Linked DNA regions of Homo sapiens: region 1 is linked to region 2. Evidence: chromatin loops called from intact Hi-C (ENCODE). Cell type or tissue: gastrocnemius medialis. All regions are shown on one strand. Each heading gives the region's core, and the rest is flanking DNA. Links, peaks and the distances in the headings are about the cores only.

Evidence for each region. Peaks named below come from ENCODE experiments on the same cell type or tissue, not always from the same donor. Only the 100,000 strongest peaks of a DNase experiment are listed, where the experiment ranks them.
Region 1: a loop joins it to region 2, with 12 times the contacts of the local background. A loop is called at or near these places in 3 of 110 quality-filtered maps.

What each region holds. Positions count from the first base shown.
Region 1 is chr9:2,562,848-2,578,605 of GRCh38, forward strand. The region is part of intron 1 of VLDLR-AS1 (VLDLR antisense RNA 1); the gene reads right to left. Among named protein-coding and RNA genes, the nearest start is that of VLDLR, 51 kb to the right of the region's middle. In gastrocnemius medialis, for the core only: no CTCF peak of the experiment used is centred there; a DNase peak (open chromatin) is centred at 8,024; H3K27ac peaks cover 4,676 bases.
Region 2 is chr9:2,658,693-2,674,450 of GRCh38, forward strand. VLDLR (very low density lipoprotein receptor) reads left to right here. Exons shown (of 19, transcript NM_003383.5): 19 at 1-1,364. It overlaps LOC105375957 (a long non-coding RNA gene), which reads right to left. Exons shown (of 3, transcript XR_929436.3): 1 at 9,246-15,758; 2 at 6,277-6,383. Among named protein-coding and RNA genes, the nearest start is that of VLDLR-AS1, 44 kb to the left of the region's middle. In gastrocnemius medialis, for the core only: a CTCF peak has its summit at 4,006; a DNase peak (open chromatin) is centred at 5,029; H3K4me3 peaks cover 1,419 bases; H3K27ac peaks cover 5,158 bases.

The sequences.
Region 1 (15,758 bases), core at 4,934-12,933, 92 kb before region 2:
ACTTATTTGTGGGAGCTTAAAATTAAAACAATTGAACTCATGGAGATAGAGAATAGAATGATGGTTACCAGAGGCTGTGAAGGGTAGTGACGGGGGGTACTGGGGTTGGTTAACGGGTACAAAAAAATAGTTAGAATGAATAATATCCAATATTTGATAGTACAATAGGGGGACTAGTCAATAATAATTTGACTACATTTTAAAATAACTGAAAGAATATAATTGGATTGTTTGTAACTCAAAGGGTAAATGCTTGTGGTAATGGATATCTTGTTTACCATGATGTGATTATGCACTGCATATCTATACCAAAACATCTCATGTACTGCCTATAATTATATATACCTACTATATGCCCACAAAAATTAAAAATTTAAAAGGACTAAATATGGCCGGGTGTGGTGGCTCATGCCTGTAATCCCAGCACTTTGGGAGGCCAAGGTGGGTGGATCATCTGAGGTCAGGAGTTCAAGACCAGCCTGATCAACATGGAGAAACCCCATCTCTACTAAAAGTACAAAATTAGCCAGGCGTGGTGGTGCCTGCCTGTAATCCCCACTACTCAGGAGGCTGAGGCTGAAGAATCACTTGAATCCAGGAGGTGGAGGTTGAGGTGAGCCGAGATCACACCATTGCACTCCAGCCTGGGCAACAAGAACGAAACTGTCTCAAAAAACAAAGAAAAAGGTTTAAATACTTTAAAAAATGCCTTATCAAAGAAGATATACAGATGGCAAAATAAGCATAGGAAAAGATGCTCTACATCCTGTGCCATCAATAAAATGAAAAGGAAAATGAGATACCTCTCCACACCTATTAGAATGGCCAAAATCAAGAACACTGACACCACCAAATGCTGGCAAAGATGTAGAGCAACAAGAGCTCTCATTTATTGCTGGTGGGAATTCAAAATACATCCACTTTGAAAGACAATTTGGAAGTTTCTTAAAAAACTAATCATATGACCATAAGATCCAGCAATCATGTCCATGATATTTACCCAAAGGAAGTGAACACTTATGTCAACATAAAACACGCACATGGATATTGATAGCAGCTTAATGCACAATTTGCAAAACTTGGAAGCTACCAAGATATCCTTCAGTGGGTGAATGGATAAACTGTCCTAAATCAGACAATGGAATATTATTCAGCACTAAAAATAAATGAGTTATCAAACTATGAAATGACATGAAAGAAACTTAAATGAATATTAATAAGTGAAAGAAGCCAATCTGAACAGACTATATACTGTATGATTTCAACTATATTATATTCTGGAAAAAGTGAAACTATAGACAGTAAAAAGATCAGTTGTTTCAAAAAGCTAGGGGAGATAAATAGGTCGAGCACAGAAGATTTTTAGGGCAGGGAAACTGCCCTATATGATATTCTGATGATGAATACATGTTATACATTTGTCCAAAACCATAGAATGTACAACACCAAGAGTCAACCCAAAGGTAAACTATGGACTCTGGGTGATAATGATGTAGGTTCATCCACTGTAACAAATGTGCTACTCTGATGAGGGATGTTGATAATGGGTGAGGCTATTCATGTGTGGGAATAGGGGCATATCAGAAATCTCTGTACCATCTAATCAATTTTGCTGTGAACATAAAACTTCTCAAAAGAAGTCTGTTAAAAATCTATTGAATGTCTGAAAAAGAAAATACAATTAGCATTAACTGTTGTATTAGTCAGGGTTCTCCAGTTGCACAGAACTAATAGGATATATATATATGGGAGTTTATTAAGGAGCATTAACTCACATGATCACAAGGTCCCATAATATGCCATCTGTAAGCTGAGGAGCAAGGAAGCCAGTCCGAGTCCCAAAGCTGAAGAACTTGAAATCTGATGTTCAAGATCAGGAGGCATTCAGCACAGGAGAAAGATGTAGGCTGGAAGGCTAAGCCAGTATAGTCTTTTCATGTTCTTCTGCCTGCTTTTTACTCTGGCTGTGCTGGGAGCTGATTACATTGTGCCCACCAAGATTAAGGGTGGGTCTGCCTTTCCCAGCCCACTGACTCAAATGTTAATCTCCTTTGGCAACACCCTCAACAGACACACCTAGGATCAATACTTTGCATCCTTCAATCCAATCAAGTTGGATTAACCAATTAATTAACCAATTAACAGTGTGCCGTGCCTCTGAGTAACCATTCTTGAGGAGTCTTTTGTAGTCATGCTCACAAGTTAATGACTGTTTGTGTTTCATTTTGAAACTTCATAAAGAGACTTCAGACAGTGATAAGGATCCAAACAACCAGCAGATTAGACAAGACACATTATTTTTTCTTATTGTTTAGAGACAGGGTCTCACACTCACCCAGGCTGGAGCACAGTGGCTACCATAGCTCACTGCAACCTTGCACTCCTGGGCTCAAGCGATCCTCTACTTCAGTTTCTGAAGTAGCTAGGACTACAGGCTCATGCCACCACATCCATTTACTTTTTAGTTTTTTGTAAAGATGAGGTCTTGCTATGTTGCTCAGGCTGGTCTCAAACTCCTGGCCTCAAGCAGTCCTCCCACTTTGGCCTCCCAAAGTGCTGGGATTACAGGCGTGAGCCTCCACACCTGGCCTTAGACAAGAAACTTTCTATTCACACTTCCTACTCCTAATTAAGCATCTATTTTTTTTAAGACTGCTATTTCCAGTGTTACATATACAATTGCAAAACTAACCCCTTATGTAAAGAACTGCCAATGACCTTACATAACCCATTGGTAGACTGGGGAGTAATCTCTGCAGGCCTTCTCCCTTGGATTATGAACTTCCCTTAACAAACCATGATGCTACTGATGAACCATTCATCACTGAAAGATATTTTCCAGTGGGGCTAAAATATTGACGCTTACCTAACTACTAGTAATACTATTTAATCTTCTTCGGGGGCAAATTTGCCACAGCCACGTATGGCGAAAGGTACAGCCAGTGACTGTAAGAGAGAATCAAGCAGATAACATAGGGATTGAATCCATGAATGGTTTCATTGAATCCATGTACCAGATGGCTGCTCATCATCCAGTCAGAAAAGAGTTAGGCTTAGACAGTTTCAAAATATAAACTGGTAGGCTATGAACAGAACTAAAAATATAATTTAATTCCACTGAGTTCTATTTTTGGGAATAGCTAGGGGCTATTTACTGGTACATCCTTGGTGAATTACTAAGGGTTACTAAATAAATTAAACTTAGTATATTGCCTGAATTTACCAAGGATTTAGTCTATATTTTCCTAAAATGGCTTAGTACCAAGCAATACTTGCCAATGTTTGAAAGCTCCCACTGGGCATGCCCCACATATAAATAGAATTCCTGCAAATTTTTAGAAACGGTACATAGGGAGGAGCCTCACCGCTGTTGATTTGAGTTGGTCAGGTTTTTAATCACTGTTAATTTTCCTTTTTAATTATAAATTCCTCTCAGTTTAGCATCTTCATTATGGATTTAGTTTGTGCAGGGTTGTTCAGTAGTAATAGCAACTACTATTTGAGTGTTTAGTCCAGGCCCTAGGCTGAGATCTTTACATGTTCATTTGCTGCTCTTAACACCCTTTCAAGACAGATAATAGTATCATCCTCATTTTACAGATGAGGAAACTAAGGCACAGAGAAACTAGACAACTTGCCTATGATCATACAGATAGACACTGCAGAAGCAGGACCCAAACTCAGGGATCTTCACGGTAGGTCGGAGGTCAGCAAACTTTCTGTAAAGGGCCAGATACTAAGTATTTGGGGCTCTGTAGACTGTAGGGTCCCTACTGAACTACGTCGTTGTAGCCCCAAAGCAGCCTTAAACATTACATAAACAAATTGGTATGGCTGTGTTCCAATAAAACTTTATTTACAAAAACAGACAGTAGGCAGGATTTGGTCTCTGGGCCACAGTTTGCTGACTCTTGCTCTAGATCCCTTGCTCTTAACCACTATGCCAATAATATTTGTTCTCTTAGGTTTCAGTGAAACACATATACAGACTAGGAAACTAAAATGCTCCAAGAGCTATATACTGAGACAGAAAGGCATTGCAATTCAAATATTAATCAACTGTGCCTTTATCGATCAAGAAGATATGAAATGTATGCCTGTATAGCAGTACGTTCATTGCTGATGTGAAGAAATTTTGCTTGCCTTTTTTTAGCTGCAAATTATTTGATTAAACTTATACTGCAGCATTCTAGAATGCAAAATCGATACATAAGCTTACTATTTTAAAGTAGGCATAAAATCCACATATTTTGGGCCTCAATGCTTTATATAATCTAGTTTGAACATATAAGGTAGAGAGTCAAGAGGTCGTTTGAACCACTGGGATGGCTATAGTCCAAAAATATTTGAGAGCCATCACTCTGAAGAAATGAGTAGGAAAGGTTCTGGGGCCAAATCATATCTTGGAGGAGATCCCAAATGGCAACAGCAAGGAGTGAGGGCATTTTATACTCAGCAATAGTTTAACACAATGGTTCCTGTTAAGGGCTAAATTGTGTTCCCCCAAAATTCATGTTTGAAGACCTAATTCCCATGTGACTATATGTGGAGACAGGGCCTTTACTGAGATAATTAAGTTTAAATGAGATCACTGGGTTGGGTCCCAAATCCAAGAAGACTGATGTCCTTCTAAGAAGAAGAAAGGACACCAGAGCTAACACTTTGCCCATGAATACACAGAGAAAAAGTCATGTGAAGACACAGAAAGAAAGCAGCCATCTACAAGACAGGGAGAGGGGCCTGACCAGAAATCAACCCTCTTGGAACTTTCATATTGGACTTCCAGCCTTCAGGATTGTGAGAAAATAAATTGTTATTTAAGCCATTCAGTCTATGTTATTTTGTTATGGCAGCCAGAGCAGCCCAGTAAGTGTCCAACTTGTGAATGTAAAAAATTATATGAACTTCCACAAGCTATTAGTTATTCTATCTTCATTAACTGTTGACTGAAATGATATATAAATACATATATACACATACAAATAACTAGATATAATGAATTCAGCAATACCTATATGTTACTAATCATAACAACATATAAATAGATTTGTGGGAAAAAGTTGTATACATATTTGGGAGATTTGATTTTATTCAGGTTCAGATAATGCTTGATATTAATGTGTTTTCACAGTCAACACCCTTACAACAGTTACTCCATTGACTTCTTGGGATCCTCAGTCTCTGGGGTAGTAATCATCTATTCCCCACCCCTTTTAAGTCTGGCTATATTAGGATTAACTTGGGCTCAGTCCCTCTTCTGCAGCTGCTTCTCTTGATAGAGGGCATGGCACACACACACCCAGAATAAAATGTGTTAGTCACAGTTTGAGTAAATGATCTAATTGCAGGGATCCCATGAGCCAGGACAGATTTTAAGCCAGGAAAGAGGCATGGCAGCAATGAGATTAAAAGCTGACCTGTTGCTATCTATCTTACCATCTTATTTGCCTGAGACTAGAAGCTCATTAGGAAGAAGCACCAACATCTTCATCTTAAACCTCTTTCTATATCCCTTATGGAATTTATAACTGCATGAGCTTAGTTAACATTGTTTAATAAAAGAGGAGTCCAAACCAGGTGTTTCCAAACCTGGCTCATCATCAGTGTTACCTAAGGAGTTTTTAAAACTGTGGGTGACCAATCCTACCCTGTGCATGTCTGAAGGGTAGAGATCAGAGGACCTGCATTTTTACTATGCTTCCTCTGTTAATTCTGATGTAGCCATTTCAGCACCATTTCTCAGATTTGCATTTGATAACTGCATTAGATGAATATAGCCAATGGCCTCAATTAATGGTCACCCCATATCCTCCCCCTTTGCCCTATAACTGTAGTGCCATGCCACTGTGACTCTGAGCTTGCCCCAAGTGACTTGTTTTGGCCAACAGAATTTCAGCAAACTTGATGCAAGGAGAGACTTGGAAAAGTGCTTGCCTGCATGTCTCCATTTTCTCTCTTCAACCCCTGTCACTGCAATGAGACTATCCAAGGCTAGCCAGGTGAAAGGGTATGAGAGACACATAAAATAGGGCTGAGTCATCCCAGCCAAGGCCACACTAGACCAGCCATCCCCTAGCCTACTTACCAGCTGGCTGAAGATGCATAAGTAAACCCAGTTGAGATCAGTCAAGACCCATTTCAGACAGCAGTATCACCCAGTGAACTGTAGACTTGGGAGAAATAATAAATGGCTATTATTTTAAGCTACTAAAGATTGGGGTGGTTTGTTCCAAAACACAGCTTACTGATACAACAACCATGATGCAGACCAACTGGAGGGATGGAACGTCTAAACTAAAGGCTGGTGTCAGAGAGACTTGTAGAAATTTTCAATGTCTATTGCACAGGATGAAGAAAGACAATTTTCCAAGGTCACGTATATGAGAAGTGCCAGGCTACAGTTTAGTTTAGTTGGTTTGTGTCTTCCAAAGCAACAGCATGTAAGCAATGTTTCCCAAATTTATTTGACCACAGAGCCTTCTTTATCCCTCACTCCTAAACTAAGAATCAGACAAAATGAATATTCCATACAGCATACGTTGGGACATTATTTAAGATCAATTGGTCTTCATCCTGCTTCCATGTTGTTCCAAGGGGTAGAGCTGCATTTAAGGCATTATAGTTACAGGGAGAAGAATTGGGATTAAACATATTCAAGCAAGGATTTGTCAACTATGAGAGTTATCCAAAGATGAACTTGCTGGCCTTGTGAAACAGTGACTGCAAACCCCAAGACTAAAGGTATTCAAAGAGAGAGAAATCTGAAGTGACAAGTTAACTTCCTTGAAATCTTTATTCCCCAATAACATGACAAAGGCTTCCGATTACTTCTTTCAGTTCTAAGTGGTGTGACAGTTCATTTTATGTGTCATCTCGGCTAGGCTATGGTGCCCTCTTGTTTGGTTAAACACTAGTCTAGATGGGATGTGAAGGTATTTTGTAGATGTAATTAATATTTGTAATCTGTAGATTTTTTAGGTAAAGCAGATTACGCCCCATAATGTGGGTAGGTCTTATCTAATCAGTTGAGGGCCTTTTAACAACTGAGGCTTCCCACAGAAAAAAGAATTCTGCTTCAAGACTGCAACATAGAAATCCTGTTTGAGTTTCTCTCCTACCGCCCTGCCCTGCGGATTTTGGACATACCAGACCCCATAATTATGTGAGCAAATTCCTTAAAATAACTAGAATAATTCTCCCTTTTTCCCTCTCTCTGCCCCACCACACACACACACACACACACACACACACACACACACACACACACGTATATGTACATATGTGTGCACACACATATGTATAGATGTGTATGTATATATGTGTGCACACACATGTGTATAGATGTGTATGTATATATGTGTGCACACACATGTGTATAGATGTGTATGTATATATGTGTGCACACACATGTGTACAGATGTGTATGTATATATGTGTGCATACACATATGTATAGATGTGCATGTATATATGTGTGTATATATGTATATACATATATACATATATACATATATACATATATACATACATATATACATATATACATATATATACATATATACATATATACATATATATATACATATATATACATATATACATATATACATATATATATACATATATACATATATACATATATATACATATATCCTATTGGTTCTGTTTCTCTGGAAAACCCTGACTAATACAAGTAAATATCAAACATCGTTTATATTTTATCACAATCCTGGACTAAAATACCCAGAAGTTCTACCCTGCTTCCTAATACTTGCCTTGGAATCAGAGTGTTAGGTTTCCCAGGTTTCCTGTGTGGTTCCTCTAAGGACTCCTGTGGGTAGTCAGCGGAGAACCAGAACTCCTAGTTGCATTATTGTGGTAGCCAGGAGGTGACATTTCTCATATTCCCTTTTTAAGAGGGACAGATTTTATGAGTCACCTTGGGTGGCATAGCAATTTTGCAGCTGCGTAATGTTTGTAAGAAACTGACAGTCCCTCATGAACCACAGTGACCCAACTTGGCAGGGCCCCAGCACCTATTTATGGCCTGAGATACAGGGGAAGAGGTCACAGGAGGAGGTTCTCTCTTCTGGAATTGAGCCAGACAGACGATAACACTCTAGGTCAGAGTTAACACAGTCTGATTCACTGCAACACGTTCTCTGAATGACTTCCTAGGAGCCTAACTGAACTACTACAAATCCAGTGTTGATATCCAGTATGTAGCCACTTAGAAAAAGATAAAAAATAAAATAAAAAAGAGAAGGTCAATAATAAAAAAGAAGGCTTTAAGAGAAATAAACAAAAAATACCAAGTGTAGCCCAGTGATAGTGGGAATACAGACCTGGAACAACCCCCTTGCTCAGTTATGTGCCCTGTTCACATTACTCAGAAGACCTCACACTGCAGCTGCCGCCAACAGTAACTAGTGCCTCGAGGACAAATTCTTGTTTTTCCTTGCCTAGTTCAATACCTAGCACATAGCAGGAGCTTAAAAACTATTCACTGAGTCAATGAGCTACTAAGGACATAGAGCCCTTCACATCCACGTAGCTATTCAGCCAGGATTGTTTTTCATCCTGTCATTGAGCTTCACAAGCCCAGTATGATCCAGCACCTGAGAATATTTCTTTCTAAACTAGCCCTGATACATGTGTGCAGTTTCTGGGTTCTTAAAATCTTTAGAACTAAGGTCCTTATATTTGGATACTGTGTTTGTATTCATTTTCTAGGGCTGCCAAAACAAAGTAGCATACACTGAGTGGCTTAAACAACAGAAATTTATTTTCTCAGAGCCACGGCTAGAAGTCTGAGATTAAGATGTTGACAGGGTCGGTTTCATCTGAGGCTGCTGTCTTTGACTTGCGGATAGCCATCTTCTGTTTTTATCCTCACATGATTTTCCCTCTGTAACTGTCTGCATCCTAGTCTCATCTTCTTCAAAGGACACCAACCACATTGGATTAGGGCCCACTCTAATTATCTCATTTTATTTCATTATCTCTTTAAAGATCTGTCTCCAAATTTAGTCACATTCTGAAATACTAGGGCTTAGGAATTTGACATACACACTTCGGAGGGTCACAAACACATATACACACACATATAAGATACATGTAATAGGTAAATAAATCTTTTCACAGCTTTAAGGTCAGAAAGGGAAAGTCTTTACATCTGTTCTATCTTAATATCTTTCTCTGATTGCATACTTAGAACCCTCCATTAAGTGTGAAGGAAGAAAAACTATAGGATACAATCTCTGTATCTTTCCTCTAATTAACAATTAAACTAACTTTAAACTAATTAATTGATTTCTTTTTCATGTATCTCAAATTTTTATTTCCTCTTTGTATTAAGCTGTTCTTGCCTTGCTACAAAGAAATACCTGAGACTGGATAATTTATTTAAAAAGGGGTTTAATTGGCTCACAGTTCTGTAGGCGTACAGGAAGTACAGCAGCATGTGCTTCTGGAGAGACCTCAGGAAGCTTCCAATCATGGCAGAAGGCAAAGGGGGTACAGGCACATCACAGGCGGGAGCAAGAGAGAGTGGAGGTGGTAGGTGCCACACTCTTTTAAAGGATCAGATCTTGCCAGAATTCACTGTCATGAAGATGGCACCAGGCCATGAGGGATTCACCCCATGACCAAACACCTCCCACCAGGCCCCACCTCCAGCACTGGGGATTACAATTCAACATGAGATTTGGGCAGCAATAAATATCCAAACCATATCACTCTTTTAGAATTCTTGTAAGCTGAAAGAAACAGAAACACAGGAGTCTAGAAGTGGCCCACGGAGAAGTTGTTATGTCCTGAGCTCCTTGAGAACAGGCTGGGTCTTATGTCTGTATACTGTGAGCATATACTACATTACCTGGCATGGAATGGTTGTTCTAAAAATATATAGGTAAACGATGTGTGCAGGAAAACAAACCTCATGCTAGGTTCCTAGTTTTATGTTCCAGAAACACATTTGCCCCCTAAGCAATGTTAATATATGCTGACTTACGTTGGCCCATTGCATGCTTAACTTTTTAAAACACATTTATATATAATTACCTATTTCCTGGTGTTTCAACAGACTTGTTTGCAGCCATTTAAGTTAAAACAAAAGATAAATGTCTGCAGAGTATTATCTACACATAAACAAAACCCTAATAGCATCAATCTGTGAGACAACATTGTCCATTCAGAGATGAACTTCACCAAAACATACACTAACTGTCACTCATGGGGCTCCCTTGACTCCCCATTGCTAAGAGAGTGTATTCAAGAGTCACATACCTGTCAGGGTCAGCCTTGCATCTGACCTTGGCTTTGCCCTGGCCAAAGAGGCAGCAGTAAGAGGCAAGTGTGGGAACTTGGTTAATCTTCAGCACCTTTCTTGTTTAATACTATCAAGGTATTCCTTTAATGGGCCACTGATAAGGAGACTTTGTTGCTGAAAATCTTAAAAATTGAATGTCTAACATTCTATATCTGACCTGTGGCTGGTTATATAACTCTGATCCTTGAATGAATGATTCTGATCTGGTTAACCTCCTATCTTCTGTCTCTGGACCAGACTACGTATACTCTAGATCCTGTTATGACATGGTTGTCTATCTAGAAGGGGGATGTGGAAATAAATGATAATTACTACAACACAGTGACTAATCAGCAAGTTGTTTTCTATTTGTTCATTCAGAACAAAATTAAAACAAAGAAAACGTAAACTGGCTGGGCATGGTGGCTCATGCCTGTAATCCCAGCACTTTGGGAGGCTGAGGCAGTTGGATCACTTGAGGTCAGGAGTTCGAGACCAGCCTGGCCAACATGGTGAAACCCCATCTCTACTAAAAAAATACAAAAATTAGTTGGGTGTGGTGGTGCATGCCTGTAATCCCAGCTACTCAGGAGGCTGAGGCAAGAGAATTGCTTGAACCTAGGAGGTGGAGATTGCAGCAAGCTGGGATTGAGCCACTGCACTCCAGCCTGGGTGATAGAGTAAGACTCTGTCTCAAAAACAAACAAAAACTAAATTTATTATCCTCCCTGTTGAGACTGAGGAATCTTGATTAATAGATACATAGATGGGTCACAACTTAATTTCTTGAAAAAATTCATTATCAGCTGTAAATCTGCTGTAACCTAATGATTCTGTCCTCCCATTAAACATCAATGACCAAATCCTGGAATGCCACTTGCCAGCACTCACTAGCATTGCCATATAGTTCCACATCACTAGGTGGGGTTAAAAGTGTGATATGATGAATGCTGAACTCAGAGTCATAAGGACAAAAGTTCAAAACTCAGCTCCATAGTAGCTGTATTCTCTCAGCAAGTTACTGAGCCTGCTTTCTCAGTTCATCAAATCAAAATACCAGCATCCAACCCATAAAAGAAGTGCCACAAGGATTAAATAAGATAAGGAATTATGCCATCAATTAGTCAACATATATTTACCGAGTGCATACTAAGTGCCAGGCACTGTTCTGGGACCTAGGGAGAACATCACTGTGAACATCCCTGGTGGGACTCTTATGTTGGTAGGGGTAGAGGAAGTGATGGAATAGACAATAAATGAGCAGGGCAAAGAGAGACGATGAGTAATACAGCCTGGGGATAGAAGTCTGTTATTTTATTAATAGGGTGACCAGGGAAGGCTTCTCCAATGAGAGAACATGCACAGAGCTTAGAATGAGGTGCAGGAATGAAGCGTGCACTTATGAGAGGGAAAGAACTTCCCTATGCCCTAGAGAGAAGAGCAGGCACAGATGACCCAAGGCATTGTTCCTTTGCATAAGAAAGCACTGTAATCACTATTTTCAACCTTGGTGCTAGGCAGTGAAGAACCTAGTGGATTATTTTCAAGGACTGAAATACCAACATTAAATTTTGTTATCTCTTGCATAATTCAGAAGAAAACAATTGTTCCTACTGACTGACCCTAGAAAATACTTATTAAGTGTTTGTTAATGCATAAGATTTATCAGGCTTTAGAAAACCATTCCACATAAATGGATATTTCAAATGATTGATTACAACCCACAGACACACCAATACTTTAGGTACATTGACAAAAATAATCCTAAAATAGATTACACTCTTCCTTGCCCTCTTAAACAAAGGACACTGAATATAGTTCCTAGAGACTCAGAATCATTACTGTGAACATTAGTCATTATGATGCTCACAGGAACCACTGACCTCCATAGAGGGATATGTCCCTGCACTAAACGGCCACTCTTAAAAATAAAATATTAGCTGGGTGCAGTGGCTCATGCATGTAATCCCAATACTTTAGGAAGCCAAGGCAAGGGGTTGAGGGAAGGGAGGGTGGCGATTGCTTAAGTCCAGGAGTTCAAGGCTATGGTGAGCTATGATCGCACCTCTGCACTCCAGTTTAGGTGACAGAGGAAGATCCTGTCTTTAAAAAACAAAACACAAAACTTAAAAAAAATAGATAACAATTTTTCTTTGGTCCTTCCCTAGCAAACAACAACTTTCTTTTGATTGCTATTGTTATGTCTGACTTTGCAGGGTGCTATGGGCTGAATTGTATCTCCCCCAAATTCATATGTCGAATCCCTAACCCAATGTGATGTGTTTGAAGGTGAGGCTTTGGGGAGGTAATTAGGGACCAATGAGGTCATGAGAGTGGGGCCTATATGCTGGCATAGTGCCCTTATAAGAAGAGACATGCAAGAGCTCACTCTTATTCTCTCTCCATGTGCACATACCTAGCAAAGGCCATGCAAGAAGGGGGTCATCTGCAAGACAAGAAGAGAGCCCTCACCATAAACCTAAATTGACCAGCACCTTGATCTTGGACTCCTAACCTCTAGAGCTATAAGAAAAAAAATTCTATTGTTTAAGTTACCCGGTTGACAGTATTTTGTTATGGCAGCCTGACCTGACTAGACATAGGGTGACTGCATTTCCATTTCTGATTCACTGCTTCTAATCTCCTGTGAACTGCTTGATTAAATTTTGCTTAAAATAAACATTTGGATATGCTCCATGGGTGCTGTTTCGTTTACTTTGACTGTTTAGGTGTCTTCATTGTCTACTTTCAAACTCCAAGTTAAATTCTGGCATTTGGAAGTTCAGTATTTACATTTGTTTTCTAGGCTGCTAATAACTAAAAGCTGTTTGGGAAAGTGAACAATGCAGACCATGATTTCTGTTTTTTGTTTTTAACTTAAGGAAAAAGGGAAAAGCCTTCAATTGTTCCTCACATCTGAGTTAGGAGAAGAATCTTGAAGCCCTCTCAAATTCAGACAGAAAAGAGTTCCCTTTGAGAAATCATAATTATATTCTGACTGTTAACATTTTTGGTGCGAATGGTTGAAAGATGGGGGCAGGAGGAGCAAACATTAAATGCATATGCTAGCATTTATTTTATCTTCAGGGATATACTTAAGATGATATTTTTAGATGTTAGCCCTTCCTCAGAGTGTGAGAGTATTTGGGAGCAAGGGAGGATTGTTGCTTATGAAACCTCTGGAATAATAAAAATAATTAGTGTGCAGTTCACATCAAACCTATAATTACTGTGGTTGGGTGACAAGATATGCATCAACTGCAAAAGACTATTATTCTCAGAGTAAATAATATAACTTCTGACCAGTTTTAACATTTGCTGTAGGTAGAAGAAGCTAGAAGCTTGTGGGGGTGGGGGATGGGGTAGGAGAAGGCTGAAATATTTTTCTAAGATTTTAGCAGTTGGCTTAACAATGAGTGGCTAAGACACTTAACATAGGGGGGTCAAGGAATATCTGATAAGGACCCTGCTTAGGAGATGAAATTTTAAGATTGCCAATTGCTAATAAGGCTCTGAGGAGAAAAAAAATGTACTTTTTGAGTAGTGACTTGTTATTTCATGTACATTTTACGCCACGTATATATTATTGAGGGTTCCAGGATATAAGAGAGGAAAGGAAATGGAGCTTAGTTATAAAGCAAATAAGGAGAACATTTACTGATTTCAACTTCCACCTCTGGAGCACAGCCAAGTGTGTCATGTGGGTAATATATAAAATGGATACAAATACTCTATGGGCCAGGTGCCAGAACTTTAGGAGTGGCAATTGAAAAATTTAAAAATCCAAGAAGAAAATGATTTGACTCTCCCTTGTCTATCTCATAAGCACAGGTTCCTAGTAGTGCAGTTAGGTGTCTACTATCTGTCTCCCCAGCAAACTTTAGCATCTGGCCAAGCATAATAGCTTAGAGACAGTAGGGCAGCTAACAAATGTTTGTGTAAGAAATAGCTACATTTGTGAGACAGTTTACTAAACACTCTCACCTAAATTATTACTATAGCCTCCTATAAGAGAGAATGTGTTATTCTTCCCAATTCACAGATGATGAAGGCAAAACTCAAGAAGTTGAGTTCTTTGCCCAAGATCAAACAGCTTAAAAAGGGATCAAAGAGAGGTTTCTAACTCATACCTACCTCTAAATTCAGTGCTCTTTTCAATCACTGTTTGAAAACAATATACTAGTTGTAATTCTGTTACATTAGTATACACACTATGTTTTGTAACTGCTATGTCTGTGTATAATGTTGGCTTTTATAATGTGAGTTAATTGTCAAACAAATCACTTTCATGCTGAAGATGGTGTAGAGAAAATAAATCAAGTCCAAATCCAAAAAAAAAAGAAAACAATACACACCAAATAAAGAGGCATATTGATCCTACAGCCCTGGGCTTGAGCACAGCCTGGCAGCACAATAAATATTAGCTTCAGAGTAACAATCCACATCCAAATAATTGGTTTCATATTCTACCTTCCACTCCTAACTTATTTCAGATACCTAAGTCTACCCAAAAGTACCATGACATCCTGGCTTAGAAAGAGCATTTCATTATATACCCCATCATGCACCTTTTTCACTAGGAAAATATGTATTTGTTTACAAGCTTTCTGACTGTAATTCATTGCACAACTCTCAATCGATTGTCTGTGGGCAGCACCTGAAAGACAGAGCTTATTTGCAATGAATGACAGAGTAATTTCTAGTGATGCTCAAGCTTATGGACCAGCAAGACCAAATGTCTTAAGTGAGATTGAAAATGCCACCAAATCAAATGGTTTTGAAAGTTTTTCAAAGTTTTAAGACTTTCCAAAGCATGCACAAGAATCACCAAGTTACTCATCTATGCCAGTAGTTTGCATTGAAAATAATTTCAAAGGCTACTTTTACATGGTGATTCTGACCCAAGATTTTGTTTTCCAGAAATGTCTTATTTCAACTCTTTGATCCTATCTTCTACCTGGAGTATTTTGTATTCTATTCTACCACACATCCTTTACAGCGAATTTATCTCACCTCCACCAAAAGGTCATGAGAATTTCAGGGGTTTCTTCCTTTCTTGAGTTGCATTAACCTCCTCATTTAAATCATTAAGTTTGACACTTAACGTGTGATCATCTGTAATTTCTTCACGCATATAGTGTTTTATTTCTTGTCAAGGTAATACCTTCTCTAAGGATAAGGACTATGTATTCTAGACTTCATACTATAGCAAAACCCCACAGATGGATAAAGTAACTACATTAATTCTTTACAATAGTGGGAACATAAAGGGAACTGATTACACAGAGATAGAAGAGTTGAGAAGCCAAACGGAGTATGGCAACCCACAAGATAGCAACAGTAGGAAGCCTCTACCATCCTTAGAGGTGGGGGAAGTAACGGAAAGAATGGGATCAGCATAACTCAGGTGGCAGGGCCTTCCAGTAAGAGCTGGAACCTTGAAGGAGACA
Region 2 (15,758 bases), core at 807-8,806:
AGCACAGTGTCTGGCATCTAATATGTGCAGGGCAGATGTCACTACTGAATATCACATCAATGCTAGGGCTGTATTTACTGTCACACACAGGCACCGGTAAGTGACTTTACCGGTGAAAGTCACAGGTACCTTTATCTATGATGAATGTAATGTGTTAGATGGTGACCGAAGTGTTCTCCACTACACCTGTCTGAAGAGATCTAAGTCTGATATTTAAGGAGTGATAGCATCTTGCATACTTAAGAAGGCTTAAAAGACTGCATGGTTTAAACCCTAGAAACATAAATGGAATGTTTCTGCCTCAGTTCTTTTGACTACCTCCTAGGACATGGAAACAAATATTTGGGAGCCTGCATAGTCTTTAGATGGCTGCCAAAGCACTTAAAATCTCCTTTAAATTCTTACCATATGCTTACTTTTGTACTAAGTAAGTGCTCCCAAGTCTTTTACTTGCTCTTCACAGCAACCCTAATAGGTATCTCCATTTTACATAGGTAAAAACTGAGGCTACAAACAATCTATGGTTCCAAATCCTATGTGCTTACTGCCGTCTTCTCTTAGAAGGGGATGCAGTACTGTACAAAGATTGAGCTGGATGTCGCATTGCATGTTTGCTGAGTCCTCCTCATTGCTGATGTTAGGATCCTTCAACAGTTTCTCAGATGCCAGCTATGGCTGGCATCCAGTATGGTGGTGTAATGGAAGTGTACTACTAGCACTACTACATCAGGTCAGCACAGATTAACTCAGTTACGTGTTATACCTTCAAGACGCTAGACATTCCAGAATTATTTTCCTTGGCCATCCAAGTGAAGTAGAAGTAGATTGTTGGATTGCAAAGAAAATGATAAAGATTCCCTAAAGGAATTTATAAGCAGGCAACTTCATTCCTATGTATAAGATATTGGGAGAAAACAAACTGTACCACAACAAATCTTAAGTTTCAAGGCTCTCCTATAGGGAGAAACATGGCCAAAAAGACAGGAAGAACTGTGGCTTGTAACTCAATGATGCTATAACTCCAGCACTGGATCTTAAGTATTCTGGAATATACCAGATTGGTAGAACTACCAGACTTGGGTATTTCTCAGTTAACACACATGCAAGGAGGAAGAGAGTTTTTTTGAACAAAATGACTGGCTTTGACAAAACTATCTTGCTCTTTTTAAATGTCACTTGATACTAGAATGCGATTTAAAAGCATGTAATGCCTCAGGAGTCCGGCATATACAACCAAATTATCATGCTCAGGATCTTCAGAATTCTAAAGGCACATGTTAGAATGCAGAGTCCTGATGACCTGTCAATAAACTTTTTTTTACTAATGAACTGTACATTTAAATAAAAGTTTATTTTTGGGATAATTGTGAGCCTTTCCTTTCTCTAGAGACCTTTTATAAAAGCTTTTACTCAAATCTTTTTCCTTTTCTCAACTGAATCACTGAAGATGACTCAGTCACCCCTTTCTAGGAACAAGTAGGGCCACCCAGGTCTGGACACTTCAGGCTGAAAAACTGAGAGATGGTCCCTTTCTTGCCATATTTAGTACAGTTAGTGCCTCACCATGGACAGCCAGTATATTATCCTCTCAAATTTCCCCTCTCTACCCTTCCCATGAAAAAGACAGAAGTCAAAGCTACTGTTACTTAGTTAGGAATGTTAGCCTAGCACTTCCTTCTTGTAGGTGACTGAGAACAGGCCACACCTGGCTAAAGGGGGGCATATCCCAGGGCGGCAGGACAGGAAAGGACATTACAAGTAAAATCATTTTGATGCTGTCTCCTCGTTAGTTCTTAGATGGTCTGTGTTGAAATTCGTTTATAAGGCTAAAACTTTTGTGAGTCGTAGATATATTCCACCTAAAACTTTTCTAAGCAATGGCCCCAGTTGTTCGAATTAGTTGGGCACTAAACCTTGAAATTGACTCAGAGGATCCAAAAGAGTAGGAGAAAAATAAGTAAATCGAAGGAAAGAGAAACAGTCAAAAAAATATTTTAAAGCTCAACAGTGAGTCTGTAATAAGTGAGATATTGCATTTTGTTTGAGATGTTGATCTCACCAGCTTTGCAGTGAGGTGGATACAAGTTTGGATGTTTTTCCACTACTTAATCAGCTGTGGCCACAAGTAAGTTGCTTACCATCCAAGCTTATGTCCTCTTCTGAAAATCACAACACCTACTTTCATAGTTCTCATAAAAGAGAGAGGCAACACGTGTAAAGTGCTTCATTCAAACAACAGCTCTTTCCCTCTCTAGCACCAAAAAATAAATAAATAAATAAATCATGATTCATCTTTTTTAAAGTAAAAATCCTTATGTCTATTCGGAGATCTGATTTTGATCTGTACTCTTGTATTAAAATTCCATTTGCAAGTATTCCTTGTTAAATCTCCCCTTGAAATGCTAGCATTTGGTGATCTTTTTTTACTCAAAAAAATTAAAATGATTAATCATGCTGCACCTATTAGGTTTGCAGAAAGCCTCGTGTGTGACCCTCTGCTGATTAAAGAACACGGATGATTGGTTTAAGTTCACCAATTATTCAGAAATGTATTTTTAATTAGTGGGGGTAAGAAGACAGACTATACCTCATACCACTCCAGAAGATATAGCACACTCTTTGGATTTATCAAACTCAGCAAATATGATTGGCCCGCAATCTAGGAAATGTGAAATGCTAGATTTTAGGCATGAACATTTAATGTTATAGTGTTCAATTCAGAGGCATTTCTTGCCTACTGGTTTTGAGGGCAGAGAGTATATTTTATACCCTTAGTCATTGTTTATGTTGTCTTAAATTTACTCACTTACATGTGAGATTTGCTGATTTGTTCTTTAAAGATTTGTCCTTTAAAGTTTCAGGGAAATTTGCCTTTTGACCTGACCCCAAACAAGTAGCCCTGTGGTTTGCTAAGCAGGACTTCTAAATGCTGGAAGATAATTTTAAATAACTAGATAGCAACTGGCATTCCTCCTCAGACCTCAAGGGACTTAAAGTAACAGTTTCTAAAAGGTTCCAGAACAGTTTTATAATTGGCACATCCTAGAAGAAACATCAGTTACGGGGAAGCACACACATTTCTTAAACTTTTAACAAAATTGAGGAAGGATATATGGATCAGCCACATCAGAAGGTATCCCTCCTTATAGCCGCACATAGACATCCCCTATATGTGCTGTCTTTACTTCATTCATTTGTTTAGTGCCTGCTATGTACCAGGTATTGTTCTGGATTCTGGGGAACCAGAGAGAACATGAGAGGCCAGAGCCCCATCCTTCATGGTGCTCATTCTAGCTGGGAGTTAGGCACTGAACAGACATTTATATGTTAGGCAGTGATAAAATCTATAAAGATAAACAAAACAGAGTAAGGGACTAGAGAATAGCAGAATGTGCTATTTTAGATAAAGTGGTCAGGGAAGCTCTCCAAAGAGAGGATTTAGCAGACAACCTGGTGGAAATGTGTTATGAGCCCACTGAGGCATAGTAAAGACTGAAGCCATGAATAATGAATAATGAATCCTGAGGCATGAGCATGCCTGATTCCTCTAAGAAGAAGCAAGGTGGCCTTGGTAGCAGGAGGTGGCAGAGGCAGAGTGGGAGGAGAGAAAGGAAGAGGACCAAGTGATGTCAATTTCAAGAGCTGTGGTTGGGACTCAGTTTTTTTTTAAGTGACAGAACTTTTTTAGTGGGCTTGGGGCGATAGAATGACATCCAGTTTTAAAAGGCTCACACTGGCTGCTTTGTCTGGAATGGGCGGCTGGGAGGCAAGGGTGAAAACGGAGATATATTAGAAGACTCTGGTAGTGGTCCTGGTAGATGGACACGATGTGAGCTAAGCCAGTGGGGATGAAAGAAAGCTCTACTCCAGATTCGGTCCATCACAGGGGGTGTGTGCACAGGCTATCTCCCCAGAGTACGGGGAATTCAGCCTGTAGATGGTCCCTTAATCCAGGAGAATCTCACCAGTTCCTAGCTCAGCTGTGCCCTCTGCCTGTGGGATATCTGTTTGGCTGCCTCCCTGATTGGGCAGGGATGATAGGCTCAACACCAGGAAGGCTGGAAGAAAACAAGGCTGCGTGGAACGCAGGAGAAAAGCCATGCCTCTCCTCTCTAACCAAAAGAATTCAGGATTCAGAAGAAAAGAAGAGCCCAGAGCACGAATTCCAGCCCCCGAAAAGTTCAAAGGCTTCAACCATTCAAAGGAAGTTCTTTTCTACCTTCAGTGTAAAGGCCTTCCAAGGGACATATTTTGGCAGCATCATTTTAATATGGAGTTCCATACTAGCTCTTGAGTAATGGTCTCTGGAGGAATGTTTGTATGAATGGCATCATTTTTAAAAAATATGATGGCTTTAGGCAGGGTCCAGCATATCCTATCTATCCAACTGCTTTATATTTTCCCTGTTACCTGTCTGGTCTCTAAAAATATTGGAGAACTATCAAAACTACTTTCCCTAAGACATTTTAGAATCCTGGTATTTCTGAGTTAAAAGGAACCCAAAGGTCATTGAGTCTCTGATAGTTGTCTGATACAGGAGGCAACAGGCCCCATTGAGGAAGCAGAAAGTGGCCACCTAACATTACCAGGAAGGAGACCTCATTCAGCAATGTCTTAAGTCACCCACAGAGTAAGAATTGCTCTCATAGTAAGCCTGTAAATTCAACAATAACTTGTGACTCTTTAAGATAAAAAAAACAAACAAACAAAAACAAAACAAAAAAAAACAGGAATGGATGCTGTTTGGGAAAACAAAGCCTCCTAAAGCCAAAACTTTCAGGAAAGGATTCTTTGTATGTTAGGAAGTAAGGTGAGTCTCTGAAATGCATCCATGCATGTCACAGAAGCCAAATAGTAACAAACAGCTTATGAAACAGAAAGCAGCCTCTTCCCAGACATTAGCCCCAGTGCCTATTTCCATTCAGAAAACAAGGCCAACCTCCCATATGTCAGGATCCACTAACCTCCGGGGAGGACTATGCTGAGAACAGAGACTACGTGCCATTCTCCCTCTCTTCTCCCTCCCCTGCAGCAGGCAATGTGTTCCCAGTACTCTGTGAACTGTCTCTATTATGAGACAGATAATATTTCAGTGGGCCTACTTAATATTTTTAGTTCACCAAAAGTGGCACGCCGGTCTGTATGCAACTTCCAGTCTCTCAGAAATCCAGCGAAATGGGGGTGGAAAAAGATTATCTAAAACCAAAACCAACTGTAGCTTCTTTTGCCTTGGTAGGAGGGCTAGGGATGCCCCTGGGAAGGGAAATTTCTCTATAGCTACAAGGGAAGGAAAATCTGGATCTGCCAAAGGAGGTCCTGAGCCAAGTTTGGAAAGTAGGCTACAGATGGCTGCATTGCTCTGTATTCTGCAGAGAGAAAAGTCAAGTCAGGGATGAGGAAGTAGCTGTGAAGCAGCAGGGTGGAAAAGAGGGCAGAGGCACACGGTGTGCCGTGGAAATTTGGAGCTCAAGGTGACAAACAAGAATATCCAATATGCAATTTTGGATGGCTTACATTTTTGGCACTGTAAGCCCTATCACCTCCCTGATCCTTCAGTAATGTCTGTGGCACACACTAACACGTTGTGGGAGTGGCTTTTGATGAAAATCATAGATAGGAGCCCAGTCCTAGACCTGGGTTGATATGGCAACAGAACAGAGAAGGAACTTTCAGAACAATTTGTTAACTGAACGAATTAAGTCACTGAAGAGCTTAGAGTCAGAAAACATAAGCAACCCAGGGACTCTTAGAACTCTGGCTGGGACACTGGACTTTCTGCAGGATGTGGAATGGAAGTTCAACCCTGTATTATCTGGATATTCAAGGGCAGAATGACTCCAGATGATGTCACAAGCTATTAAATGTGTTAGATGGGATCAGGTGGCTTTTAAATACTATACACCCAGCATTTTGCTAGTCAGGATACAGAACTAAGTATAGCAATGGCTTGTAGGATCTTGGAATATCTTGAACTATGGAATCATCTTTCCAAAGTGTGAATATGACCATGTCACTCCCTATCTAAGATGACTTCTTGATGCCTACAGAATGAAGGCCAAGGTCCCTAGATTCAGGCTCAAGATCACCATGGCCTGACCCTGGAGCCTGCTGCTCAGCCCCGCTATGCCCTGCAGTTCCCCAGCCCAACTCAGTAATGCCCAACTCTTTGCAACCACTCCCCTCTCCCCTTCTCCTTTACTGCTGTTTCCTGTACAAGGCTGTGCCTTTGCTCCTCCTCTTCCCTCTGCCTGAAGTGCCCTTCTGGCCTTTACTTACCCGGCTCTTATTCTTCCAGGTCTGGGCTCAGATGTCTCTTCTTCCAGGAAGCCATTCCTGTTGTCCCAGTTTGGGTCATGAGTCTCTTGTATATCCAGCATATAATTCTACAATAACATGTATAACATCAGGTTGAGATTATGTATATGTATATAACTTCTTGACTGAATGAAACACAAGCTTCTTTTATATAAGAATTTAGTCTTTGCAATCTTTGTGCCTTGAGTACGTAGCACAAAGTTGAATGCTTTTTAAGTGCTCAAATACTGGATTGTAAAACTAAATTGATCCCATGATTGCAAACCATAGATTATTTTGTAAATAAGCATCCCAGTATTTAGGCCTCCAAGTAACCACTGTCTCTTGAAAGAAGTTTTCGTAAGAGGTTGTTTGCCTATCCCGGTGATTTCCTACTCAGCACACAAGTTACAGGTCCTATTGTGGATTTATATTCAGGGAGCACAAAGCTGATTTTTGCATACATATTGTTATAAAAAAAAAAAACCCTTACATCTTTGAAGGTAGACTTAAGATTTTGAAACAGCAAAATCGTTGCACTTTCCATCAGGGAACATAGTAATTGTCATGCTGGTTAATGCCCTTTTGAGACCCTCCATAGCTGTCCTAATGAGGAAGTCCTACAGATCGTATGTAGAGCTAATAACATTGATATGGTTTGGCTGTTTCTCTACCCAAATCTCATCTTGTAGCTCCCATAATTCCCATGTGTTGTGGGAGGGACCAGGTGGAAGATAATTGAATCACGAGGGTGGGTCTTTCCCATGCTGTTCTCCCGATTGTGAATAAGTCTCACGAGATCTGATAGTTTTAAAAACAGGAGTTTCCATGCACAATCTCTTTTTGCTTGCCACCATCTGTGTAAGATGTGACTTGCTCCTTCTTGCCTCCCGGCATAATTGTGAGGCCTCCCCAGCCATGTGGAGCTGTAAGTCAATTAAACCTCTTTTTCTTCCCAGTCTTGAGTATGTATTTATCAGCAGCATGAAAACAGACTAATAGAGCAAATTGGTACCAGTAGAGTGAGGTGCTGCTGAAAAAATACCAGAAAATGTGGAAGTGAATTTGGAGCTGGGTAGCAGGCAGAGTTTGGAACCATTTGGAGGGCTCAGAAGAAGATAGGAAAATGTGGGAGAGTTTGGAACTTCCTAGAGACTTGTTGAATGGCTTTGACCAAAATGTTGATAGTGATACGGACAGTGAAATCCAGGTTGAGGTGGTCTCAGACAGAGATGAGGAACTTCTTGGGAACTAGAGTAAAGGTGACTCTTGCCATATTTCAGCAAATACACTGGTGGCATTTTGCCCTGCCCAAGAGATTTGTGGAACTTTGAACTTGTTTCTTGAGGAATCATTACTCTGATAGACACAAAAACAATTCCTCCTATCCCCCACCAAAGCAGCCCACAAAGATATCTCCATCTCCTGAGCTTTCAGAGAGTGTGCTGTCTGGCAAGAGAGATGATTTAGAGTATCTGGTAGAAAAAATTTCTAAGCAGCAAAGCGTTCAAAGAGGTGACTTGGGTGCTGTTAAAGGCATTCAGATTTAAAGGGGAAACAAAGCATAAAAGTTCCAAAAATTTGCTGCCTGACAATGCAACAGAAAGGAAAATTCCATTTTCTGAGGAGAAATTCAAGCTGCCTGCAGAAATCTGCCTAAGTAACAAGGAGCCAAATGTTAGTCATCAATCCAATGGGGTAAATGTTTCCAGGGCATGTCAGAGACCTTTGCAGCAGCCGCCCCCACCCCGCCCCCGGCCGCTGCCATCACAGGCCCAGAGGCTTAGAGGGAGAAAATGATTTTGTGGCCCAGGCCCAGGGTCCCTCTGCTGTATGCAGTCTAGGAACTTGGTCCCCTGCAACCCAGCTGCTCCAACTATGACTAAAAGGAGTCAAGGTACACCTTGGGCTTTTGCTTCAGAGGATGGAAGCCCCAAGCCTTGGCAGCTTCTACATGGTGTTGAGCCTGCACATGCATAGAAGTCAATAACTGGGGTTTGGAAACCTCTGCCTAAATTTTGAGCATGTATGCAAATGCCTGGATGTCCAGGCAGAAGTTTGCTGCAAGGGTGGGGAGCTCATGGAGAACCTCTGCTAGGGAAGTGCGGAAGGGAAATGTAGGGTCAGAGCCCCCACACAGAGTCCCTACTGGGGCATCACCTACTGGAGCTGTGAGAAGAGGGCCACCATCCTCCAGACGCTAGAATGGTAGATCTTCCAACAACTTGCACTGTGTGCCTGGAAAAGCCACAGACATGCAACACCAGCCCACGAAAGCAGTCAGGAATGGAGCTATACCCTGCAAAGCCACAGGGGCAGAGCTGCTCAAGGCTGTGGGAGCCTGCCTCTTGCATCAGCGTGACCTAGATGTGAAACACCGAGTTAAAGGAGATCATTTTGGAGCTTTAAGATTTGACTGCCCACTGGATTTTGGATTTGCATGGAGCCTGTAGCCCCTTTGTTTTGGTCAATTTCTCCCATTTGGGATGGCTGTATTTACCTAATGCCTGTACCCCCATTGTATGTAGGAAGTAACTAACTTGCTTTTATTTTACAGAGTCATAGGCAGAAGGGACTTGCTTTGTCTCAGATGAGACTTTGGACTATGGACTTTTGAGTTAATGATGAAATGACTTAAGACTTTGGGGGACTTTTGGGAAGGCATGATTGGTTTTGAAATGTGAAGACATGAAATTTGGGAGGGGCCAGGGGTGGAATGATATGGTTTGGCTCTGTGTCACCACCCAAATCTCATCTTGTAGCTCCCATAATTCCCACATGTTGTGGAAGGGACCTGGTGGGAGATAATTTAATCATGGGGATAGGTCTTTCTCATGCTGTTCTCATGATAGTGAATAAGTCTCACAAGATCTGATGGTTTCAAAAATGGGAGCACATGCTCTCTTTTTGCCTACTGCCATCCATGTAAGACAAGACTTGCTTCTCCTTACCTTCTGATATGATTGTGAGGCCTCCCCAGCCACGTGGAACTGTAAGTCCATTAAACCTCCTTTTCTTCCCAGTCTCGGGTATGCCTTCATCAGCAGTGTGAAAATGGACTAATACAAGCAACATCTTCGAAAAAACACATAACCAGGGAAAGGAATTACATTGAAATGGTAACAGTCATCTAGGTTACTATACACTGGTGGGGTTATTTTTAAAGTTATCCTATAGCTTGATAATCACACCTGTTACTTAGTTTTTGTGTGTTTAGAATTGATGTGCCAACTAAGTACCTTAATTAAGCATTGCTTGATCCCACAGTCCTCATGGGTTCTTACCCTAGTTATCAGAGAGTTTAAAGTCAACATTTAAGCCTATGATTTATTAAGCATCTACTACAGGCACAAAAGGGTTCTGTGTACTCTGAAACAGATTATTGAGATGAAGTCCCTCTTATGTATAACAGTTTAATGGCAAAGCAAAGCTCAGTGGGTCCCAAATAAACATGCCAGACAGATAGCACACTCTCTGAAAGCTCAGGAGATAGAGATATCTTTGTGGGCTGCTTTGGTGGAGGACAGGAGGAATTATTTTTTGTGTCTATCAGAGTAATTGTTTTTCAAGAAACAAACCCCACTTTAAAAGCCCAATGAAACCAAAAGATCCTCCCAGAAAACATTTAAACTCATAAAATTTTACATTTAATTTCAGGAATTCCTGTATCTCCTGGTGTCTATGTATATGGGGATTCTAAAAAGGTCTATATCAGAAGTTAGAAACCTCTGTTTTATATACATTTAAATAAATTCACATTATCTATGCCTGTTCTCTTTTTTTTTCTAAAATCCCACACGTAAGTTCTCTGAGATACCATCAAAACAGAGTATTAATGGGTGGAAAAAATATCTTATTTAAAAGTAAAACATAGACATTTCTTTATGGAATTGTAACATTTGGAAACTTATCGACAAAATATTCAACTCCAGGAGTGTAATATTGGCTTACGCTATGAATATACCAAGTGTGTATATTTTGAATCTTGCAAACTAGGAATCACTTCATCACCATCTCCGTATTGTCCCTCTGGAGAGGCAGTATGCCATATGTAGAAGCATGAAAGCCAGAGTTAAGAGATTTGAGTTCTGATCTTAGTTTTGCCACTTACTTATTATAGTCGTGGTCAATTATCTTCCATCTCCATGCCTCCATTTCTGCATCCGTACAATGAGTGAATGATAAAATTTGACTTAGTTGCTTCACACAGTTGTTATGGGGACCAGACGGGATGACAGATGTATACGATCCAAATGTGAGCTTTTTTGTTTTGTTTTGTTTTTAAGGCACTTGAATAAAAGACATTTGCCATGGGTGCATTTTGCAGGTTCAATTTCCAGAAAGAAATTTTATTGAGGTTTGACATCACAGACTTTACAATGAAAATCACTGTGCAGAATGTTCTGTGTTTAAAATACCACCACCCCTGGTGACAATGCCAAGTCATTCAAACTAATGCCAAGTGAAAGCCATTCCCTAACAGTGTTTTTTCCCAACAACACTTTATTATATTAGAAATGTGCTTAGGCATTGTTTGGGTTGCAGTTCAGAAGGAAATGCTGAAAGATGCTTTCATAAAACTTATATTTGGGGAAATATTTTCATAAGCTGAAAAGGGCTTATAAAATATGATGGTTTCATATTATTATTTTTAGTTTAACTTACTAAACTTTTAAGTTGGCACTGGCCTGGCCTATCCTACCCTGAGAGCCAATGCAATAAAGTGAAACTCATTGAGATTGGCCATTGCAATCTGATAAATCGAATTTCAATATTGTTTAATAAAAATAATAAACAGTGTGGAATGAAATATGTTGGATATCATGCCCAGAACAGGAGACCATGTTTATTCAAAAGGACAAATCTCTGGTATCGAAGGAAGGTGGCAATATTACAGAGTTGTATTATGAATAGGTCCTTCAGATTTGTTTTGGTTTTTTTTTGAGATGGAGTCTTGCTCTGTCGCCCAGGCTGGAGTCAGTGGCACGATCTCAGCTCACTGCAACCTCCGTCTCCTGGGTTCAAGCAATTCTCCTGCCTCAGCCTCCTGAGTAGCTGGGACTACAGGTGCATGCCACCACATCTGGCTAATTTTTTTGTATTTTTATTAGAGATGGGGTTTCACCATACTGGTCAGGCTGGTCTTGAACTCCTGGCCTAGTGATCCACCTGCCTCAGCCTCCCAAAGTGCTGGGATTACAGTCGTGAGCCACCACGCCTGGCCCCAGTTTTCTTTCATGACTCTTTAAACCTAGAAAGAAAAGAAAATCTAAAATCGTCTTTAAAAAATTCTAGTCACTTAAAAATGCTGCAGTCTAACTCTGGTCTTGGCACTTCATAAAGTAAGTGTCAAGCCAGGTTGGATTTATTTAGCTGAATTAGAAACCTGAGGGAGCAGAATTAATTTTTCAGTGACAATGGTTGCAGCCCACTCATTGCCTCCCCATATAGAAAAATCTTTCAGACTATTCACAGTTTTCATCAAATGGGGTCACTTTCCCTTCTATGTAGGAAATTCCTTCCAGCCTGTGAAAGATTAAACAAAAGCTTTTTCTGCAGGAACTTTGGAAATTAGAATATAATGTTTTCCTGGGTGTTTATATTGCCCTCGCTGCCAACATATTTCCTGCCCATGGCTGCCAGGTTCATCTCTCCAAAACCCACTTTGCAAACATCATCTTTTTACCATAGAAACTATCTCAGGTTTCTGAGCAAAGTCGAAGCTCTTGAGCCTGGCATTCAAGGCCTTCCAAATGGCTTTGCTGGTAAATTCGACCAAATATTTAAGAAAGAAATAATACCACTATGACCTAATCTCTCCAGAAAATTGAAGAGAATAGAATCTTTCCCAACTCATTTTAAGAGATCAACGTTATGCTGATACCAAAACCAGATGAAGACATTACAAGAAAATAGATCAATATTCCTCATGAGCACAGACGAAAAAATTCTTAACAAAATATTATATTAGCAAATGAAATCCAGCAACACAGAAAATGGATAATACAACATGACCATATGGGGTTTATCTTAAGGATGCAGGGCTAGTGTAACAACTGAAACCCAATTAATGTAATTTGTGATATTAATAGATTACAAAAGAAACCAAGTGATCATCTCAGTAGGTACAGAAATAGCATTTGACAAAATACAGCATCTATTCCTAATAAAAAAATCTCAGCAAACTAGAAATCGAAGGGTACCTCCTCAACCTCACAAAAAGCGTTTACAAAATGTTTATAGCTAACATCACACTTAATAGCAGAAGACTGACTGACTGCTCTCACCCTAAGATCAGGAATAAGGCAAAGGTCTTTTCTTTCACCACTTCAATTCACTATTGTATTAGGGATTCTAGTCAATTCAATAATACAAGAAAAAAGAAATAAAATGCATCCAGATTGAAAGGAAGAAGTAAACTTTCTTTATTCACAAATGACATTATCAACTGTCCCGATAATGTTACAAAATCTATAAAAAAAGGTCCTAAACTTAATATGTGTTTAGCAGTTGCAGGATATAAATGCAGTGCACAAATATCAATTGTCTTTCTATAAACTAACAACAATCAGAACATGAAACTTAACAATACATTTGACATCATCAAAAATATAAAAACTTTAGGTATAAAGCTGACAAAAGACCTGAAGACCTGAACTTAAGAATGTAGCCTATTTTGATAAATGCTACATATGAATTGTAAGAGAATATGAACTCTGCTGTTGTTGGGTGGAGTGTTCTGCAAATGTCAATTAGGTCAAATTAGTTGATAGTGCTGTTCAAATTGTATATATTCTCACAGATTTTCTGTTTTTTCAGTTATTGAGAAAGGTATTGAAATCTCTAACTATAAATATGCATTGTCTATTGATTCTTGCAGTTCCATCAGTTTTTGTCCACATATTTAACACTCTACTCAGAAAAGTCCTGTTCTGTTTGGAGACTTCTCAAAGAATTTAAAATAGAATTACCGTTTGACCCAGCAATTCCATTTACCCACAGAAATATAAGTCGTTCTACCCTGAAGACACATGCACACCTATGTTCACTGCAGCACTATTCACAATAGCAAAGACGTGGAATCAACCCAGGTGGCCACCAAAAGTGGACTGGATAAAGAAAATGCAGTATGTATACACTAAAGAATACTACGCAACTATAAAAAAAATTGAGATCATAGTCTTTGCAGCAACGTGGATGGAGCCGGAGGCCACAATCCTAAGCAAATTAACGCAGGAACAGAAAACCAAATGCCGCATATTCTCACTTATATGTGGGAGTTAAACATTGAGTACACATGAACACAAAGAAGGGAACAATAGACGTCGGGGCCTAACTGAGGGTGAAGGATGGGAGAAGGGTGAGGACTGAAAAACAACCTATCGGATATTATTCTGCTTACCTGAGTGTCAAAATTATCTGTATACCAAATCCCTGCAACACACAATTTCCCCGTGTAACAAACCTGCACAGGTACCCCTTGAACGTAAAATAAAAGTTGGAAAGAAAAAAAAAAAAGAAAAATCCTGGTCCGTGCCTGACAATAATAGCTTGTGTGAAAGCGCATGCGCACACTCACACACACGCATGTGAGGGCACCTATCAATCGTTGTCACTTATAAATGCAAATGAAAATATTCCAAATAAAATGCTAGCAAATTAAATTCAAAGATACCATAAAGGGCATAATCCACCATAACCAAGTCATAATTATTGTGCTATGCTAGAAAAATTTAATATTAAGAAATCTAATATGGCACATCAATGGATCAAATAAGACAAACCTTATAATATAAAACGTCCAAAAGGCATTCTGTAAAATGGAATAAGCAATTTTAAATAAAAGCTCTCTGAAAACCAGGATTACAAAGACACTTCTTTAAAATGATAAAAATATACAGCACTTTTAAATCAATAGCCACTTTCATACTTAATGATAAAATACACCAGAAGCATTTCTTCTGAGAGCCTCAATAAAACAAAAACGCTGGGTTTGGCTGGGCATGGTGGCTCATGTCTGTAATCCCAGCACTTTGGGAGGCTGAGGCCAGTAGATCACAAGGTCGGGAGATCGAGACCATCCTGGCAAACCAGTGAAATCCCGTCTCTACTAAAAATACAAAAAATTAGCTGGGTGTGGTGGTGGGCACCTGTAGTCCCAGCTACTTGGGAGGCTGAGGCAGGAGAATCGCTTGAACCCGGGAGGCAGAGGTTGCAGTGAGCTGAGATCACACCACTGCACTCCAGCCTGGGTAACAGAGCAAGACTCTGTCTCAAAAAGAAAAAAAAAAATGGTTTTTTTCCCAAAGATATTTGCAACTTGCTCGCTTCCATTCTTCATGTTACATGTCCCCACTGGCCCCAGGGCTCTTGAATTTCCTCAGTTCATGCCAGAGGCAGTTGTTGCAGGTTACTCAATAGGGCTTGGTGTCATAGGGTTTATACCTCAGGGTCATAGGGCTTATACTTCACATCTAATTTGGCCAAATAATTATGGCAAAAGCTTCTGTGAGCCACATAGATTAAATGATGTAGAAAATAAAAAGTCAAAATTATTGGGAAAATAATTTCCTTATAGCTGCATCAAATGGGACAAACTTTTCTTATAACTGTTTGGTCTTATTTTCAGAGTTCTATTTCCTGGCCTGTCTTATTAACACATCCTTTGTCGTACAACTGAAATATCTATAGCAATAGGAATTATACAGTGAGAATATTTTTTGTTTTAATAAAATACTATTATATTATGCATATTTTATAGCCTGCATTTTTTCACTTAGCCATACATTGTGACCATTTTTCTACATAATGTATGTTTGGCTAAATTATTATTGTATAGGTTACATAATATGTCATGATATAGCCCTCCCACCATCTACTTAACCTTGTCCCTATTTATAAGCATTTGATTTTGCCTCAGATTTTTCTAAAGTTGGGTTTTTAAAGCATATTCCCACCTCCTCCACCCACACAGCAAATAGAAAACTCATTAGATTTTCCTCATAACCCAGATTACTCTCTCTCTTATCTTAATAACCAAGTTTACACTCTGCAAGAAATAAACCAGAACTTTGGATGAAAACAGGGTGGAGCACGCTGGGAGTAAACATTGTCTATTTTCAGAGCCCCAGTCTTCTTAACTCCCAGAATATTTCAGCCAGATTTATACGTGCTTCTATGCACACACACGACAGGGAACTAAGGGTTTTGATATGACCAAGGAAAAGGATCTGTAGGTGCCGACGGTCAGAATTCCCTCTAAAAATGGCAAGGTACTGAACAAAACCATGTATAGAGAAAATCACCAGTCAGCAAGCCCTACTCGTGCACATGGTTTTAATCAACATTTTAGTTCCTCACTCTTAAGTACAAACAGCCAAAAGATCACCCAAATTTTTAAAAAGCCTTCCAACATGCAAGACAGACTAAATTGAACAAGAAAAAATAGCTTCAGAAGAATTCAT